Regions from separate parts of the Mus musculus genome. Here region 1 is linked to region 2. A link is a contact called in ENCODE Hi-C or POLR2A ChIA-PET data. All regions are on one chromosome and are shown on one strand. The core of a region is the stretch at or near the end of the contact, and the rest is flanking DNA. Distances in the headings are between cores, read along the strand shown.

Region 1 (2,888 bases), core at 248-2,747, 34 kb before region 2:
ACTAGTAACACACTAAACAACTGTTGTTTTGGGACAGGGTCTCCCTACATCAGTGGTTCTCAACCTTTTAATATGTAGTATGAGAAATGGTGCACTATGTAGTCCAAGCTAGTTTTAAACCATAACCATTATGTCTGAAAAAATTAAGCTGCTACAGGGCACCTCAACATACAATTTATACTGACCATCTCCAAGAGATGACTAGGATTCCATTCAATTTCCAGACGTTACTGGACTAGGGAGTACGTGGAGTGTGCGCGTGTGTTAAGTCCCAAAGCCCTCAAGACAGTGCCACTGACCATGTCTCACGTTGACAGTCTGGCTTAGCTCCAGGTATAGGATTGCTGGTAATTAACACCAACTCTGAAGTCTGTGGGACATTTAACAGTTTGTGTGTGCGCTGCATGTAAGTGTGGAGGGCACAGGATATTGGATGTGTCTCCTTCATTTGTTCTCCATCTCACAATCTTATTTTTTGAGACAGAGTCTATTATTGAACCTGGGGTTCCCCGATTTAACTAAACCACTGGCTCAGAAAGTCACCTGTCTGCCCACTCCTGACCCTTCCATACCAGTTTTGGAATTACAGATGCACCCAGCTTTTTAAATGTGATAGGGTTTGAGATTGGACCTTCATGGCTTTTTCATCAAGTACTTTACCGACTGAGCCATCACTGAGCTGGAGAACACTATAAAAATTGTCTCAAAGGAGGCTAATTCTCTTCACTCTGGGGAATTCTACTTTAAACCACTCTTCAGGTCCTCCAAACATCCCCCAGAATCTGGGAAACGAGCATTTTATAAACAGTTAGGCCCAGGGTAAGAGAGATAGGAAACAGAGACGAAAGGGGAGCCCAGGCAACAAAGAATAGCATCTTTCTCCAATCTACAATGGTTCTGTAGCTGGGATTAAGAAAGTATAACCCTGCCTCTGGGAATCTAGAAGTTTTATAGATAAAAGAGAGAGAGAAAAAAAGGCTCTCTGAACCATTTTCCTAATTAAGGTTGCTAAAGAAAGACACCCCCTTTGCACCCCCTCAACTAGTGTTTATAGGTTCTGTTGATAACCAACTCGGGAAGCAACTTACTGTTCGGTGCAAGCTGTCATTTTTCTTTTCTTTTTCTTTCTTTTTGTTTTTATTTATTTATTTATTTTTTTTTTTTTGAGATGGGGTGTCAGTGTGTCTCTCTGTCAGGTCACTATGCTTTCGCCTCCACCCCCTGAGGGCTGTGATTAAAGGTATGCTCCACAATGCTCCCCTGCAAACTGTCATTCTTAAGCAGCAAGCAATGATTGGAATCCAAGCCCCAAGCAGCTTCCTCCTTCCTGGATTTGCTTTGGAACTTCTGATGTCAGAATCAACAGACTGCACAGTGCCTAAAGGAGGAAGTGGGAGGGTCTCCTGGATCCAGGCCATTGTTGAAGTCAGTACAAAGAGGAATCCCTCAGACGAGGACTGGCTTATCAAATCATGTGAAAGGGGGGAAAATTGAAAACTCCACCTGTACCCGTCCAGGCAAGGCACTCTACAGGGGTTATTTGTGCTTCCACTTTGGCTATCGGTCTTTTGAAACAAAGGTCCCCAAGGAATTGGAATTTCCCCAGGAATCTCATGCTGGCAAGAGGAAAAGGCTGAAGCCTGGTGTCGGCCAAGAGGAGGGGCTTATCTGACACCTGGGAGCAGAGACTGGAGCTGAGACAATGCTAAGTCAAGGCTAGGAGCTGGGGCGGGAGGAGAGACTGCCACACCCTGACCAGGACTGCTTATGTCTGGGCCTCTACTGAAATGTAACCCAGTCAGAAGCCTGAAGATGGAGTGAGGTGAGGTGCAGGATCCCTGGTCCTGTTTTTGTTCCTCTTCCCAGTGTGACCCCATTGAATAACTCTCCTCTGGTGGGGTCTGAATGAGACTGTTCTCTAAGGCTCAGAACCCGAACACTTTGTTCCCCAGTGCCAGGGAAGTGGTAGATCACTGGGAGGTGGTATCTTACTAGAGGAAAATGCCTGGGCAAGCCTTGAGCTGTAAACAAATTGTTAATGAGAATTACTGAAAGAAGCCCTATCTTCAAAGACTGACTGGCTGGATGACCAAACTTCAGTGAGGGAGAGAGGCTGAAAGTCACACATTCAGACCTAATCATCTTATCTTGGGCTAGTCTGAGCCCCCTAAATAGCCATTTCCTTGCCCACTTCTGTGTCTAACATCCTGTGACTAATAGATAAAAAACCTTTTGGAATCTATTACCTCAGCAGACCATTTGCTTCCTAACGCAAAAGCTAACAATGTCACCATACAGCATATGACGCCTATCAGGACAGAGTTCCTCATCTCACTGTGATCTGCTACCTGATGTATTTATCAACCTATTTCAAAATTATCCTGATTTATGACTTTCTTTGTTCTGTAACTACAAAACTCTTCGAAGGAAGTGCTTTCACGTGTATGGAGGGTGGGGGAGGAACTTACATGCTGTCCTCTGACTTCCACATATCTCTGTGGCACACAGACATTCACACCCAAGCTCAAATAAGTACTTAAAAATTTTTAAGCAACAACAACAACAAAACCCCAACTGGCTAGGATGTGTATCATTTTACTAGAAGGAATTTTGGGGTAGCCTGTGATAAAATTTTGGGGTTCTTTGTGGTCTTGAACAAAGAACTGAATAAGACAAGACACATTACTTAGGAAATCCAGTTCTCTTTGTAGGAAGAGAGTCTTATGCCATCCCACAGGGATGCTTGAAGACCATTTTATTAGAGTGTGAGAATAAAACCATAGGGTAGGTGAACTATCAATCCTACCAGTTGGAAGAAGGGAGATAACAAGAGACAAGGTCATGTTTTCTGAGCTAGAGTCAAACAAAGAAGGTCTGCAATAAAGGGG
Region 2 (2,700 bases), core at 188-2,687:
CACCTCCCTTGTCCATCACAAAACACATTCTCAAGAGCCCTGTTTTCTCTTTAGAAGCCTAAAGTACTCGAGGTCTTAATTCTCTCACCCAAGGCGGGAGGAAAAAAGCAGGACTCAAACTCTCTCAGGAAGACCCAGGAAAAGGGGGTGGGGACTGCTTTACTTCTAAGTTGGACCACATTGGAGGTGGCCCTGGGAACGTCAATTAGCCCGGTAAACGTCCCCTCTTCTGTAAAATGGGCCTAAGAACATCTCAGGCCACCGGACGTCAATAACTCAGAGAGCCACACAGCCAGCGCCAGTCAAGCCCTTTTCTACACACATTAATTATTATCAACCACTAAATTATCTCAACCTGAAGGAACCGGCCAGCGCTGAGCCAGAGCTAGGAAGTGAGGACATTCCCCTGTGACGCCCCTTCCAACCTCAGAGCCCACACCCATTCCGGTCTAAGAAGGGGAGGGTCTCAGGTCCTCGTCTCCACCTAGGTGGTGAGATCCTAAGCAAGAGAGCGGTCGCGGTCGCGTCCTAGGTCTCCACGCCCAGACTCGAAGCCAACGCCCTTTCAGCCGGGCGGGTCACTCAGCTCTAGGCGCACCTGGCTAGCGTAAAGTAGGGATTTGGTACTTGAGTCCACGGCGTTGTCATTAGGGTCAGCAGACGATTTCCCCAGCAATCCCAGGAGTTCCCGCAAATTAAATTCCAGGTGTGACTGGAAGGTCTGAGTGCTTAACCCACCCCAACACTGCAGCGGCACCGCCAGGAGCACCGTGTCGAGCAATCACGCCAGGTCCCAGCCCACAGATGGCACCGCGGAAAGGCCTATGTTCCTAGGTCCTCATCCCAGGACCATCTCCCCCTCCCTCACACCCGGGAAGCGATGCGCAGTGGGGCGCGCTGCCGGATACCCCCCGATTACTGCAAATTTAGGGCCTGGCCACAACACTCACCAATGGACACGAGCTTAATGCTTTCGTGGTCTAGGAACTCCAGAGCCACAGACACATTCTCCAGCTTCATCTGTCTGAAGGTGGGCCGCTGATGGTACTTGTGGTGCATGCGCTTCTGGCTGAGCACCTCGAGCAGCGCGATGAGCCGTAGCCCGTCGCTCAGGTCGGTCTGCAGGTTCCCGATGCGTTTATTCACACACTTGAGGTGCTCGTTGCACCAGCGCGTGAACGTGTTCTGCTGAATCTTCTTCCACGGCGCGTCCTCCGCCAGGTCTTTCTCCGTCACCGGCATCCTGGAGGCAGAGAGTACGCGGAAACAACGAGCTGCAGGGACTGAGATGAAAAGCCCCAAGGGCCCGGGGAAGGGGAACTGAGGCAAGTGGGGAGAGGGTTAGAAAGCGCTGCTATACTAGCCGCAACAGGATCAGGACTGCCTTCGTCCGTCCCCGGGCGCGAAGTAGCCTGGCCTGGCGCCTGCGCGCTACGCCGCCCCGCCCCCGAGGCTCCGCCCCGTTTCTACCCTATAGAAGCGAACTCCTTAGCTGCGCTCGCCCTCTACGGTCCAAAGCCTGCATTACGCCGGAGGGTAGGGTGGGGTGGTGCTTCCTAAGTATCCCCAACCTGATGTACTGCCCAGCAAGGAGAAAGTAACTTGGGAAAGGCCTAGAATAAGGGCACACGAGGAGGCGGGGGACTAGCCTAGAAGGAATGGTTGCGTCAAGAGGGAATATGCCACCCATCTATAGGTTCAGTGAGAGGAAAGTGTTTTTCTCAGAGTCTGCACGTAAATTAGACACGTTGATTTCTAAATGAAAAGGAACTCAGAGCTGGGCGTGGTGGCGCATGCCTTTAATCCCAGCACTTGGGAGGCCGAGGCAGGCGGATTTCTGAGTTCGAGGCCAATCTGGTCTCCAGAGTGAGTTCCAGAACAGCCAGGGCTACACAGAGAAACCCTGTCTCGAAAAAACAAAAACAAAACAAAACAAAACAAAAAAGAAAGAAAGAAAAGGAACTCAGCCTTAAAGTCCAATACCACGTCCATCTGAGTAGCAGTAGTGAAAACGAACTGTTTTCTATGGCTATTAGAAGTTTTTTGCTGGTGTAACACAGATTTCCTGTCTTGCATGTCAGTAAGTTAGATGTCCCGTCTGGGGTTCATTGGCCCAAGGCATTTCTTGCTGGAGCTTCTGGGAAATAATCTGCTCCTTTGCCGTGCCAGATTCTAGACGCTAGGTGCATGTGTTGGCTTACGATGCCTTTCTTGTCTTCAAAGCCGGTAAAACAAGGCACAGATACCTTTTTCACCCTGTCATCTCCTCAGTTCTCCATAGTCAGGTCTTCCTAGAACTCTCTTGAAGACCCTGTTGACTGTATTAGGCAAATTGATTAGTCCAGAAGATCTTGTTATGTTTTATTTTTTTTAACTATGATGGCCAAGAAAGGGCCGGATAAATGGGTCATGGCACCTACTGACCGGTGTCCCTCTTCTCTTCCCTTTGCCTGAGAATTCAGTTCCTTTCTCTCCACATCCCAAGCCTGGTAGCCCTCAGCTCAGCTTGGCTGTCTCCCCCCTGGCCCCCCAGTGTCGAGGAGCAGATGGAGATCTAAGGTCTCGAAGAAACTGAAGATACGTGTCTGACATGAATGATATCTGTTCCATGCTGGTCTGCATACCCCAGCAAGAGGTCTAGAGTGATCTCAACTACAGCTGAGTACCTGGTGTAGAATTGCCATATGAGATGTAGACGAC

Evidence for each region. Hi-C counts contacts between places; a loop is a spot of excess contacts on that map. ChIA-PET counts read pairs that join two places held with the same protein, here RNA polymerase II (POLR2A).
Region 1: a loop to region 2 is called in a map of heart, with 7 times the contacts of the local background. The contact joins the enhancer-like site here to the promoter of Flnb in region 2. A Hi-C loop is called at or near these places in 15 of 37 maps with a recorded cell type or tissue (CH12.LX, Patski, T-helper 2 cell and 5 more). POLR2A ChIA-PET finds 5 or more read pairs at or near these places in 3 of 5 experiments (Patski and embryonic stem cell).

What each region holds. Positions count from the first base shown.
Region 1 is chr14:7,850,449-7,853,336 of GRCm38, reverse strand. All of the region lies in intron 1 of Flnb (filamin, beta), which reads right to left. Among named protein-coding and RNA genes, the nearest start is that of Flnb, 34 kb to the right of the region's middle. Within about 2 kb of position 1,497, at least 2 of the 3 ENCODE cell types and tissues checked have a DNase peak (open chromatin) inside an H3K27ac peak, as active enhancers do; they include gastrocnemius and heart, where a contact is called at or near this core.
Region 2 is chr14:7,816,694-7,819,393 of GRCm38, reverse strand. Flnb (filamin, beta) reads right to left here and starts at 1,437. Exons shown (of 46, transcript NM_134080.1): 1 at 951-1,437. The coding sequence starts at 1,242.